Linked DNA regions of Mus musculus: all the other regions are linked to region 2. Evidence: chromatin contacts called from ENCODE Hi-C or POLR2A ChIA-PET data. All regions are on one chromosome and are shown on one strand. The core of a region is the stretch at or near the end of the contact, and the rest is flanking DNA. Distances in the headings are between cores, read along the strand shown.

Region 1 (3,075 bases), core at 496-2,995, 430 kb before region 2:
GCCACATTTGACCTTGTCTGAGAAATAGTTGCAATTGTTAAGCACAGAAGTGCATTTTCTCCATCTTTGGGTCCCACTTACACTTCCTCCAAGAAGGTCAGACAAATGTTGGGCTTTGAAATTGCTCTGCAAGTTTTGTCTCTAGGTCATTCGAGCTCATTGCATGTTAACCACATAGTCATGTGTGTGTGTGTGTGTGTGCACTTGTGTGCGTGTTTGGGGGGAGATTTGCTTTACACTAAAATTTTCAGGTGGCTTTTAGGGAGTTTTCCCCTCGTTACAGAGTTTGGGTAACTTTCTCAGCAACTGCCTTTGTAAAACCGCCTCACAGTCTTCTGGTGGTCTGGCAGGATCTTTGAAAAATCCCTGTCTCTGGAATGCAACCGAGTGCCTGCTGTGGGAAGTATTTAACAGCAATATGGATTTCACCTTTGCCTTATCTGGTACACCCAGGAGATTCTCTTTCCTCTATCCCCCAGTCCTTTATTTTCCCTGAGAGGAGTCTGTTGTTGCTCAAGATGTCCTTGAACTCTGTATGCAGTGGATGCTGGCCTCAAAGAACTCCTCATTTTGACCTCCGGGACTTTTTACATCCAGGACTGCTGGGATAACAGGCATGGGCCACCATGCTTGGCTTTCTTCCTCTCCTGTTTCCTGATGGAGGACGATTTCAACACTGCCCATACAGGTTTCCTTGGTGGTCTAGGTCATGACCTTCACTTAGGAGAGAGCCGACAGACTTGCCTAAAACGACCCAATCCCCCTAATCTGGGTGTCTTCATGTTTCACAAAATGTTCATTCTGTTCTCAGCCGAACCCATCTAGACAAAAACATGCAAGCAAAAGAAAAAAACCAACCAAACAAACAAAAACCCCAGTCAACCAAACAAAAACCAACTCCAGTCATTTTCTGTTGAGGACTCTGAGGCTGCTTGCAGCGGGGAGGTGGGGAGGGCGGAGCTTTGGCTCGATAAGCATTAGATACTAAAATGTGAAATGGAAAATTTTGAAGAACATGTGGAAGAGGAGGCAGGGAGAGCTTTAGGGAATCGCAGGCCTGAGTGAAAAAAAAAATCCCTGCAGAAGTCGAGAGCGCTGAGGCACACAGACATATAGAATCTGTAGGCAGTGGTCGCAAAGGCTGCCGCGCAGCCCTGCAATCCAGCCTGCAGTGACCAGGTCTAGCCTTGGAGCCACAAACGCATCCTCATTCAGGCCACGCCCCAAGCCCAAAAGCCTCGGCCTCCGGCTCCCGCTCCGGCTCCACCATTCCCCCACCGCCCCACCTCACAGCTTTAGACTGAGGAAGGGCCGGCCTCGTGCTTTCGCCCTTCTGCTGGCTGAGGTGGGCGGGGCCGTGCCCGCTGAGGAGGCCCGAGCGGGCGAGCGAGGTGGGCGGGGCAGTGCTGGCGGAGTGGAGCCGAAGCGGAAGGCGAGGTGGGCGGAGCCTCGCTAGCCCAGGCGGAAACGGGACCACGAGAGGAGCCGGTCTTCACCCGCTAAAATAGGCGGAAGTGGGAAGGCGAGGTAGGCGGGGCCTCGACTGCCTAAGTGGGAGAACTGATGAAGTGGGCGGGTGTAGGCACGCAATGTGGGCGGGGCCCGCCCTGACTGAGGCGGGCGGGACTGCATAGACAGGCGGGAGCCTCAAGGGAGTGGGCGGGGCCGGGCCGGCTGTGATGGGCGTGACCGGGGGGTGGGCGGGGCCGCAGACTCGAGACTCGGTGCCCGAGGGTGGGCGGCACTAGAGGGAGCTGCGGCCGCGCCCGCCCTGTCGCGCCTTGCTTGCTGCTCGGAGCGCCGCCTCCCCAGCCGTTCGGAGCCGCCGCGATGGCGGAGGACAGCGAGTCTGCGGCCAGCCAGCAGAGCCTAGAGCTGGACGACCAGGACACGTGCGGAATAGACGGAGACAATGAGGAGGAGACCGAACACGCCAAAGGGTAGGAGGTGGCGCGCGGGCGCGACAGGGCGGGGACCGCGCGCACCTCAGGGCTCCCGCGCCCGCTCGTGGCGTGCGGGAGCCCCTAGACCGGAGGCTCCGTTTGGCGGTGTCCTCATCCCGAGACCATTGTGAGGTGCAGGTCTCCCAGCTCTCGGGGAGCACGCAGTGGTGGGCGAGGGCTGAGGTGGGCGGGGAGACTGCGACTCGGGCCCGGGAACCCGCGACGCGACAGTCACCTGCCGCGCGCCCCCGCTGGCTTGGCCTCACCCTACCACGGCGAGTGGTTCGGGTGGGAACTTAGCAAGGACGCAAGGCCCTTCCCTTTGCGGTGGCGGCGTCTTGGACCGGCGAGGCGAGGGAGATGCAAGTCGTTCCACTTGTGCCTTGGCATCCTTCTAGTTCTTTCGCGCCCCCCCCCCCCAGCCGCCACTAACCCCCTGTAGAGAGGAAACCCGCAGAGCCGGCGGTGGGGGTGGGATAGGGATGCGCCTCTGGCGGTCTCGGCTGCTGGCGACGAACTGCGCAAAGTTCTGCCTCCCAGGCCGGGAAAGGGGCGCCGAGACCGGGAGAGGGGGAGGGAGACAGGTCTCAGCCGACGCCTGAGGGCGTTCAGCTTTGCGGCCTCTGAGCGTGCCCTCAGAGCTTTCTAGAGCAGAGCTGACGGGTGAACGGAGTTCCCGCGGCCCCGACCTTGCCCCTCCTGCAAAACTGGTGTCTGATCTCCAAAGCCAAATGCACCAAGTACTTTAACATTTGATCGGTTTCTCAATCTATGCTGCCCTCTTTTCTCCCCTACAGACTTGATTTTTTTTTCTTCGAGAAAAGACTGCTTCTGGTTAAGGCTGGTATTGAAGTTCTGTTTTAGAGGCGGGGTTTGGAGGATCATTTTAAATAAAGACCGGTGTCCCTTTGTAGGTGCTGTTTGCCTCAGCCTTTTACCCTGTTGGATTCAAACTATGCGCTGGCACAGACTGTTACTGCTGCCCCTTAGAAGTGAGATTCTGCGAACCATGGTGACTGGAGAAGTGGGTCAGCCTAAAAACACGATAGGGAAGCCTGAGTCACAGATGGCTTATTTATTCAGTTCATGGAGAGTCTTTAAAGTATTTGTATTTTATTTCAACGTTTACTTT
Region 2 (2,938 bases), core at 383-2,882:
GCAGCAGCAGCAGCAGCACCTGCTGCAGCAACAGCAGTGGTGGATCAGTTTTGATTTAAAAGTTCACCCAGAAAGCAGCTGGGACCCTGACACAATGGTGGCTAGGACCAGTTAGAACACCATTACCATACTGTGGTCACAGAGCCCAGAGGCAAGTGTGGTGGGCACTACCGGAGATGGGGAGGGGATAGCTGCTCATCCTATTCAGAACTTAGGAGTTGATGTCAGTGTGGGTAGGGGTAGGAGTCTAGGCAGGATCCCTCTGCTTGGAGACTAGGGAGCCATCAGGGGGAGAGGAAACTCCATGCATGGGGGTGAATGGCAGAAGACTGCGAGTGAAGCACAGCAGAGAGCCCCTGGGACTGGGAAGGCTCTGAGGAAATTATTGTTGGCTTACCTCTATGAGAAAGCGGCAAAGGAATATTGCAAAGTTATCACTATTACGTGCTGTATTTTAGACTAATGTGAAGTAATGTGAATCCTGGGGTGAGTGTGTCTATTGCTCCTGGATTGGGAGGATGCCCAGGAGCTGGCTAAGAGGACTCTGTAAGACTGAAACATTTGGAATAGGTAATTTGCTCATTGAAATCCACTGACAGCATTTTTCCCCCTGTGCAAATATGACCTAAGCTCTTTGAGTCAGAAAAGTTTCCTAATAAATAAATCCTTAGTCATCTGTTGCCAAGAAAATGAAAAGGCTTTGGTATGGAATCCATCAACCTGCTGGCCTTGTTCTCACCCTGAGACAGGGCCTGCTTTTGAACTCGTGATTCATGTAAATGGCTGAACTCGTGATTCATGTAAATGGCACCCTTGGAATTTTGGGTAGGGCAGGGAAACAATTCAGGAGAGCTAGAGAATGAAATTAGATTTTTTTTTTTTAAAGATCAGATCAGTCCTTCCTTGATCTAAATTCTCCATCTGCCCTTTGGTGAGGGTGGAGAGGAAAGCCCAGGTCAGTGGGTTCTGAGCCTTCAGTTGACTGTGACTTTATGTAATTATAACAAACTCCTTTTTTGATTTTCTTCCAAAAAAAATATTTGGCAGGGTTTCAACAGACCGAAGAGAAAGGGGTGGGGGAGAACAAAAAGGAGAGAGAACACAGAGATACAATAAGAGATACACAGTAACATAGAGACATAGACACACAGTAAGAGAGCTACAGATACATAAAGACATAAGACACAGAGAGACAGAAAGGACAAACAGAAAGAGAAACAGAGAGAGCAAGAGAAGGACAAACAGAGAGACAGAGCATGAGAGGGACAGACAGAGAGAAACACATATACAAAGGAGAGACAGAAAGATGAGAAATAAACTCAAAAGCAGATGCATAATGAATTTTAAATTGTGGGCCCCGTGAACTTGCAGCTGACACCTTCCATTAGACAGGTGACAACTTTTCCTTCCACCTTCCTGGTCCTTTCCTGGGCACCCAAGCAAAGGAAAGTAAACCCGCACAACAGAGGCCCCTGCCACATGACCAAGGATCCAGAGCTCTCATCTGAGTCCACTAGGGCAAAGCAAGGCTGAAAGCTCGGGGGGCGTGGTCGGCCGTTCGGGGGCGTGGCCTAGGAGTTGGGCGTGACTTAGTGATGACTCAGCGGCCCCGCCCCGTCCCCGGCCCGCCCCGCCACTTAATTCTGACGCGCGAGGCCGCCGGGTGCGAGAGCCGCCCCGAGCCGGACGGGCTTCTTACTCCGGCGTTGCAACCGCCGTCGGAACCGCCCTCTCGCCACCTCGGTGGCTAAGGTGCCGGGTACCAACGCCAGCAGCGGAGCGCGCCAGGGAGCAGCGCGCCTTTGTGCGAGGTAGGCTGGCCCCACACTTACTTCTCACACAAAGACGAGGGGCTTGCAAGGCGGCCGCCCGCCGGGAGAAAGCGACGGGTGTCTGACCCCGGCCTGGGGGACCCTGTCGTTGGCCTGCAGGGCGGGCTGGGGTATGCGGTCCCTCGGGCGTAGGCGAGCAGCGGGGAGCCTGGTGGCCCTGCGCTGCTTGGGGAGGTCTAGGGTGCAGGGCCCGGGCGGCGGCCCGGATCGAGGGGCGCCGGGGCGGAGGGGCCCCCTGGAGAGGGGGGAATCCAGGCTGCTGCTTGGTTGGTTCATTGTTGCATCCTCGGCCCTGCAGACCCAGACCTTAAGACCCAGGCTGCAGTGGCTGCGCGCCCCGGGCCAGATGCCCGCCTTGCCTGTCCCGGCAGCAGGACAGGGTCAGCGTCCCGAAGCCGGCTCCTACCCGGCAGACAAAGGCGGGGTCGTGCTGCTTTGAAAGGTGGTAGTGACACTGTTTCCTGTCTGCAAGTAACTTTTCTATGTTGGACTCTGCTGTGCCTCTTGGAGTCCGGTCAAGCCAGGGGGTTTGGGTGATGTCAGCGCAGAAGTCCCCACATTTTTGGGGGACTCAGTGATTGCCTCCTGAAACATTTCTGGATGACTGGGAGGTAATCTGGTGTATAAGAGCCAAGTTTTGACATGTGTGCTGGAAGTGAAGCGTCCCCAGCTCTCTTTGAAATGTAGAGAGTTCCTGTTGAGAGGATGAAGTGCACACACCAGCCATCCCAATCCCTTCTCAGATTTTTGTCCAGGACTGCTAAGTGAGGTTACTTAGTCAGAATGGGGGGTGATACTGGAGGCGCCAACAGGGGAACAGAAGGAGCCCTGTTTGGCTTGACTTTCTGAATTTGAGCCTCCCTGCTAACAGGTACACTTTCTCTAGGCATGCTACCTCACTAGCATTTGGACATGTTAAAGTTGCTCTAAATCCTGTCAGAGATGCCTGTCTAGGGACGGTTCCTTAGTGTTTGGAGTTTCAGGCTTTACAACTTTGAATTAATAATCATATATATTTGTGATAAATTAAAAACCAGAAGATAGGTCACTCATGTGGCCACCACCCACACATACCCTGAGGATGAAGGTGTATTTGCTTTATAGGT
Region 3 (3,020 bases), core at 391-2,890, 380 kb before region 2:
CGCTACTATTTTGGGCCTTGTTTTCTATTTGAGAATTTAGCAATCTTTCCACAAGGATTTTACCCAAAAGAATATATCTCAAAGGTAATTTCTTTCCATTTGTGTAGCACAACTTTAGTTTATGTTCATATTTTTTTCTGCAAACATATGCTTCCTGTAGTTTCCTAAGTAGTATATGTGTATATGTATGTATATATATATATATATATATATATATATATACACACACACACCAAACCAAATGGTCAATTTACTTTTCAATTATAGCTCTTATTTTACATCAATTCAGTTTTTAATTTTTATTTTATTATTTTTATTTTATTATTTTTATTTTATTATTTATTTATTTATTTTATTTTTATTTACATCAATTTATGTTTATGATTATGTTTAATCAGTTTATGTTCAGGTTTTTTTTTTTAACAAATATATGCTTCCCATAGTTCCCTAAATTACTATGCATTTGGTAGTCTATATATACACTAAATGGTCAATTTACTTTTCAATGATAGCTTTTATTTTACATTGTAAATAAGTTATGTTTGTGAATAAACAGTTTATAAATGTACCATTTATGATCATAGTTAATTTTATAAATATCTCAAAATATTTTAATAACTTAGAAGGTTTATGAAAGTATTCTTTTTGTCTTAATTCTTGAACTGCTGGATTTAAAGGATACAACAATATAACATTAGCTTAAGAGTCTGAGTCAGAAATCGTAGCATTAGAGCTGACAATACAGTCTGTCAACAAAATGTTCAAGAATTGAACACTAGATTCTTCTTGCTTGCATGGAATTCTGAGCTTTGCCCAGCATTGTATGCTATTGTGGTTTTGTGGAGTCTACAAACATACTGTTAATAACGATTATTTTTAGTTTTTTAATTAGTGTATAGTAATTGTCCAAAATATCCACTTCATTATGGCCTTTCCTGCATGTCTACAATCAGTCCAACATTTAAAAGTCACTTAACTGGGAATGGACTTTAGTAACGAGATACCAAGTCAAAGCACAGGCTTCGAGTCTGTGCCATTGGAGTGTCTATAGCCACATCTGTGTCCAGGGCAGCAATATGAATGGGAGGTGTCTTGAGCACTCGGGCCACCCCAGGCAACAGTGGGTAGCAGTGCCACCCTTCCATAGATCAGATCAGTAAGGAGAAAAGGCGCCTGGTAAGGTTCAGAACATTTGTGTATAGTCATGTAAGCACAAAACCAACACCATGTCTCGAATTCCCGAGAGACGCTATCGGCCATCCCTGAGGTCAGGTGACAGGTGTTATGTGTATTCTCTCTGGGTTAAGGAACAACTCTGAAGAACTTCAGCACATACAGTGCTATAGTTAACACCGCTACACCCAGAGGTAGAATGGAGAGGCAAGGAAAAGGGAAGGAAACAGCCACAGTCTCAACTGAGGAGAGGCAGCGGAGGCATGCGTGCACCTGCAAGTTCGCCTTAGTAAAAGAAGAGAGAGGAGATTAAATGAGCTCCGAGACACTGGGCTGAGTTACCTCCCAGACACTCCCTCCCGCTCCTGTGGCCAATTAGTCCTCCATGCCCAGAGAGCAACCAATAGGAGAGACCGGAGGAGGAGCACTGCTCTTTAAGCAGCGGAGCCCGCTCCCCGGGGACTCTCACTCTGAGCTGGGAGAGTCACAGCATTCCGTGTCTCATCATTATGTCCTTGCAGGTAAGCCAGATCTGGGAAGGCCATGCCAAAGCAATTATCCGAAGCGCTCTGATGGGGCGAGAGGAGGTGTGGTAGCCCTGGGACAGGACAGGGGCAGGTAACCCCCAGGAGCCTTCTGCTGCTGCGACCCTGCAGTGACTCCCACACCTGCCTAAGCAGTGTGGGGCAGTATATTTCACAATATATTGTACTTCACCATCTGTTGACAAGGACCCAGGATCTCTATAGCAACCTGTTTGGCCCTCTGGGAAAATTACCCAGATCTGAAGAATTGACAAGCTCCTGGGGGCGGGGGCTTCTTCACCTCTCTCTCTTAACAACTCCAGGAAGCAAGTGACATCCATTGGGGTCTCCACATCCCCTTGCTCTTGGGGACCTCGGGAGATTTTCATAGATGTGTTTTGTTGAATAACAGGGCTAGATTATAAAGCTCTGACTTTACTGTTTTATTGATAAGAGTGAAAAGAGAATAAATAGGAATTAAAAACCAGGAAGCCCTTTTCTCAGATAAACACATATAGGTTGCTTTTATATATAAATGCCCTCTTTCTATGTGTGTATAATGAAAGGTGTGCGCGCGCACGAGTTCTATCTGCTGGCAAGCCTGGAGATCAGAACCTTCAGAATGCACATGGTAGAGAGAGAGAAGTGTCCCTTGCAATTGTTCCCTGACCTCCAAATGCATGCCATGGTACATGTGCACCCGCATATATGCCGTAATAAACATAGAGCAAATAAAAGAGGAGAGAGGCAGTTAAATGAGCTACCTCCATGGGCAGCATTTAAAGCAGCATTGGAGAAGGGAATCTTTAGGATTTAAAAGTTAAAGAATATCACGAAGGGACAATGAGCTAAGGCATATGAATGCCACCCTGACAATAGGGCAGCATTGAAGGCTAGCCTTAGTTCAATAATTAAAATTGATACAGGGTGTGGGTTTCTATTACTATCAGTGTTGAATGTATTAAATCTATTATTGCTGTAATGAAAATGTTCTTTCATTTCGATAAAATAAGATTCTAGTTTTAAAAAATATATACTTGCTAGATATCAGCATCAGTATGATCAAAGAAAACTGGAATTGCAGTCACTGAAAGTTTAAGTCACTTTGTTTATGCTTAAAGAATAAATTGTTACAAATGAAAAGTTCTTAAAACATATGTGTATTATTTCAATTTGAAATTCTTACCAATGTAGTAATATAACAAAACATGCATTATATTCTAGATGTGGGAGTGTTAGTTCAAGTCAGGAGTGACAGTACACACCTGTCATCCCAGCACTCAGGACTCGGAGACAGGAGAATCAGGAGTCCTAGGCCATCCT
Region 4 (3,270 bases), core at 183-2,682, 290 kb before region 2:
AGAGCTTACTCCTGGCATCATCCCATGATCACTTCTGCCTCTGTGAAAATATTCTTGTCATATTCTTCATTTTTGTGGCTTTTCAAATGTGCTGAACTCGGATGGCACATCAGAGTTAGCCATGTAACCACTGTGGATCGAGAAACCTCATCTTAAAGGGAAAAAGAGAGTTTATTCTGGGGCCATTTTTAATAACCTTGGGGCTGGAACAGAGATTTGGGTCATCCTAAATTCCATGTTCCAACAAGGAAAGAGTTTCACAGTTTTATAGAAGAAAGTCTTAAGTCAGGTCATATTTAGTGTACATCGGAGAGCAAAGATGAGAAAGCTTTTCTATAGGCCCGAGATGCTATCTGATGACGTTCTTAATTTTTGGGTTAGGTGAAAATAGTGGTCTGCTAAACTAGGAGATTCCAAAAGGTTTTCATCTGTTACTCACAAGATGTTAATTCCAACAGAGATAAACAAGGGATGGCTATTCCCAAGGGCTAGAACTAGCTCAAGATACGATAATTCGCTTCTGGATCTGCAACATTCTAATCTCCCCACAGTACTAAAACCAGTCGCTCAGTTTTTGCAGACACTGCTTCTTTTCAGTTTTCCTGTTTACCTCCACAAGGCTTGCCAAAGTGTTCTGCATAGCAGGGTTTGGAGGTTCCAGTTGATCAACAGTGCTGAGTATCTGAGGAGAACTTGCTAGGAAGGAGAAAATAAATGCCACTGACAAAGTCTTTGGTGGATCTTAGTATGATTACTACACACTTTCCCACCCTGCCCCCCATCCTCTCCCTCTGTCTCTTTATATATCCTTCTGACTTCCTCAAAGTACAACTTAAATGATTACTGGAGGCCAGCAGATCAATGGAATCTTTACTCCCCCCACCCCTGCTCTAAGAATCTATGTCTGAATTGTAGCCTTCAAAATATAGTTAGCTTATATAATACAGAAGAGGGAGCAACTACCAATGGAATCTACTAACCAAGAGTCAGAGGCAATGACTCATCCAATCCTCGTGGTTACCCTATAAAATACAAATTGGGATAAGATTTTTAAAAAAGTGAAAAGAACTCGATCTTCACTAGATCTGAGGAAATGCAAGGCAATATGGTTAAGAAAAGGGAAGCTCTCTGGCCTCCATTCTCAGTTGTGTTTCGTTTCCTGCCTTGGTTCCTCCACAGATGCGGGCAGATCTGCATTGCGCAACAAACACTTCGGTGTCTTTTCTTGCTTTCTGGCAGGAACGTGACTTTCCATGACCAGCCAGTGCTACCCACAAACTACGCACAGCTGTTTCTCCGTGCCCAGCTGGTGCAGTTATTTAAACCAAGGGACTTGGGAGGCTGGATCAGGATTGGATGCCCATTGGCTCCGCCCCTACCTCAAGGGTCCTTTGATTGGATGTGGCTGAGCTCTGCCGGCCTATGGGTAGGCGGTGCGCAGGTTCCCGGAAGTGGCGCCCAGGGTCAGTGTGTGCTTCTGTTTCCGAGGTGGGCTTTGGGTCTAGTGTTCCCGGGTGCGATGAGCTCCTTCCAGGGACAGATGGCGGAGTATCCAACCATCTCCATTGACCGCTTCGACAGGGAGAACCTGAAAGCCCGTGCCTACTTCCTTTCGCACTGTCACAAGGGTGAGTGAGCTCCTCTCGTTACCTATTTCAGGGGCGCTATGGTCTGAAGAGGCAATGGCAGAGGTCGGCACCTGGTGAGGGGAGGACAGGCTGGGACTCCGCGAGGCACTGGGAAGCACTCCTAATGCCAGTTGGCGCTTAACCTCTGGCTTTATTGAGCTCCTGGTCTGTACCACCTCTGTAACCCCAGCTCCTAACCCCAGCTCCGGTTGCAATCAGACCTGGACGCTGTGGTAAGGCAGAGCTGTTAGAAGTGCTGGTTGCTGTCCCAGCGGAGGGTATGTTTGGTAAGGCTTAATTAATTAGCTCATGCCCAAACTTCCCTAATTCTCGTTTATCTCGAGTAAGGAAAACACGTTTCAGAACGTCTACACCCAAAGACATTAGGTAAGAGCGAAATGCCCCTCTCTCACACAGGCACGTGTTTCAGAAGTTCTACATCCCGGAGATATTTGGCAAGAGCCCAAGATCGATCTGTACATCTATCTCTGTCTCTCTGTCTCTCCTCCTCCCTCTCCCTCCCTCCCTCGCTCCCTTTAACCCCCCCCCCCCCACACACACACAAATGTTTCTCACACTATACTCTTGGGTGTGTGTGTGTGTGTGTGTGTGTGTGTACAACCAGTCGATAAGCTTGGCCAAGTGTCCCCCATTTTTCTTCTTTATTATTTACTTATTTTAGGTTGTGGGGCAGAGCTTCACGTATCCTAGGTGGAGTCATATCAGCCCACCCAGGTTCTCATACTCGCACTTGATCTTCCTGCGTATGTCCCCTGACCCAGGTGGGACTTGAATAGCTTTCATCAGCTCAGGGTCTAACCCTTTTTAGTGGTTCCTGTTCCCTACTCTGAAAGGTTCGTCATGTGCAGAAGAGCCAAAGGCCTGTGGGAATCTATTTGCTCAGAATGGTGAGCCTTAGGTAGTTTCTCACAGTAGGAAGCTTACAAAGACAACCCAGCTGTTGCAGGGAAGAGAAATCCTCTAAAAAACCAAATCAAACAAAACATGGTTATGATTTCTAATTCTTTTCCTTGTAGATCACATGAAAGGATTAAGGGCTCCTTCCTTGAAAAGAAGGCTGGAATGCAGGTAATTGGCTTTGTTACTTATTTGTATTTAAGTAGATATCTTAACTGAGAGATAACACCTAGGCAGAACAGGACATACACCCTAGCAGGGTAGCCTGTATAAACTTTATGAGCTTATATAAACATTATGTGGCTTCCACACAGATAAGAAGTTGAACACTACCATGTCCCAGACCCCTGTCTAGTCTTACCTGCTTCTTCTCCAAGAAGTATTTCCTATTTTGAGTTTTTGTCACAATGAGCTAACTTTGGATATTCTTGAATTTTAATATAAACAGGTGGCTTAATATGGTGGTCTAATCACAACATGGAGGAATCAGGAGGATTTGTGAGTTCAAGGCCAGCTTGAGTTACATAGTGAGAACTTGTCTTAAACAAATGAAAATAAATAAACAGGATCATATACTGGATAGATTAAGACATCTTCAATATTTTTCAAAGGTTTATTTATTTTTTTATTTTACATGTATGCTTGTTTACCTGTGTGTAGCTGTCCTATGAGTGCTAGGAATTAAACCTTGGCCTTCTGGAAGAGCAGCCATCTTAACTACTTG

What was found. A loop is a pair of places that touch in the nucleus more often than their neighbours do. ChIA-PET counts read pairs that join two places held with the same protein, here RNA polymerase II (POLR2A).
Region 1: a loop to region 2 is called in a map of T-helper 1 cell, with 3 times the contacts of the local background. The contact joins the promoter of Nmt2 here to the promoter of Fam107b in region 2. A Hi-C loop is called at or near these places in 1 of 37 maps with a recorded cell type or tissue (T-helper 1 cell). POLR2A ChIA-PET finds 5 or more read pairs at or near these places in 1 of 5 experiments (embryonic stem cell).
Region 3: POLR2A ChIA-PET joins it to region 2 with 12 read pairs in embryonic stem cell. The contact joins the promoter of Acbd7 here to the promoter of Fam107b in region 2. A Hi-C loop is called at or near these places in 1 of 37 maps with a recorded cell type or tissue (T-helper 17 cell). POLR2A ChIA-PET finds 5 or more read pairs at or near these places in 2 of 5 experiments (both embryonic stem cell).
Region 4: a loop to region 2 is called in a map of regulatory T cell, with 2.1 times the contacts of the local background. The contact joins the promoter of Dclre1c here to the promoter of Fam107b in region 2. A Hi-C loop is called at or near these places in 3 of 37 maps with a recorded cell type or tissue (regulatory T cell and v-Abl transformed pro-B cells). POLR2A ChIA-PET finds 5 or more read pairs at or near these places in 2 of 5 experiments (both embryonic stem cell).

What each region holds. Positions count from the first base shown.
Region 1 is chr2:3,282,467-3,285,541 of GRCm38, forward strand. Nmt2 (N-myristoyltransferase 2) reads left to right here and starts at 1,746. Exons shown (of 14, transcript NM_008708.2): 1 at 1,746-1,940. The coding sequence starts at 1,831.
Region 2 is chr2:3,711,826-3,714,763 of GRCm38, forward strand. It overlaps Fam107b (family with sequence similarity 107, member B), which reads left to right and starts at 1,633. Exons shown (of 4, transcript NM_025626.4): 1 at 1,633-1,811.
Region 3 is chr2:3,334,528-3,337,547 of GRCm38, forward strand. Acbd7 (acyl-Coenzyme A binding domain containing 7) reads left to right here and starts at 1,641. Exons shown (of 4, transcript NM_030063.2): 1 at 1,641-1,694. The coding sequence starts at 1,683.
Region 4 is chr2:3,422,699-3,425,968 of GRCm38, forward strand. It overlaps Dclre1c (DNA cross-link repair 1C), which reads left to right and starts at 1,433. Exons shown (of 14, transcript NM_146114.3): 1 at 1,433-1,628; 2 at 2,666-2,717. The coding sequence starts at 1,520.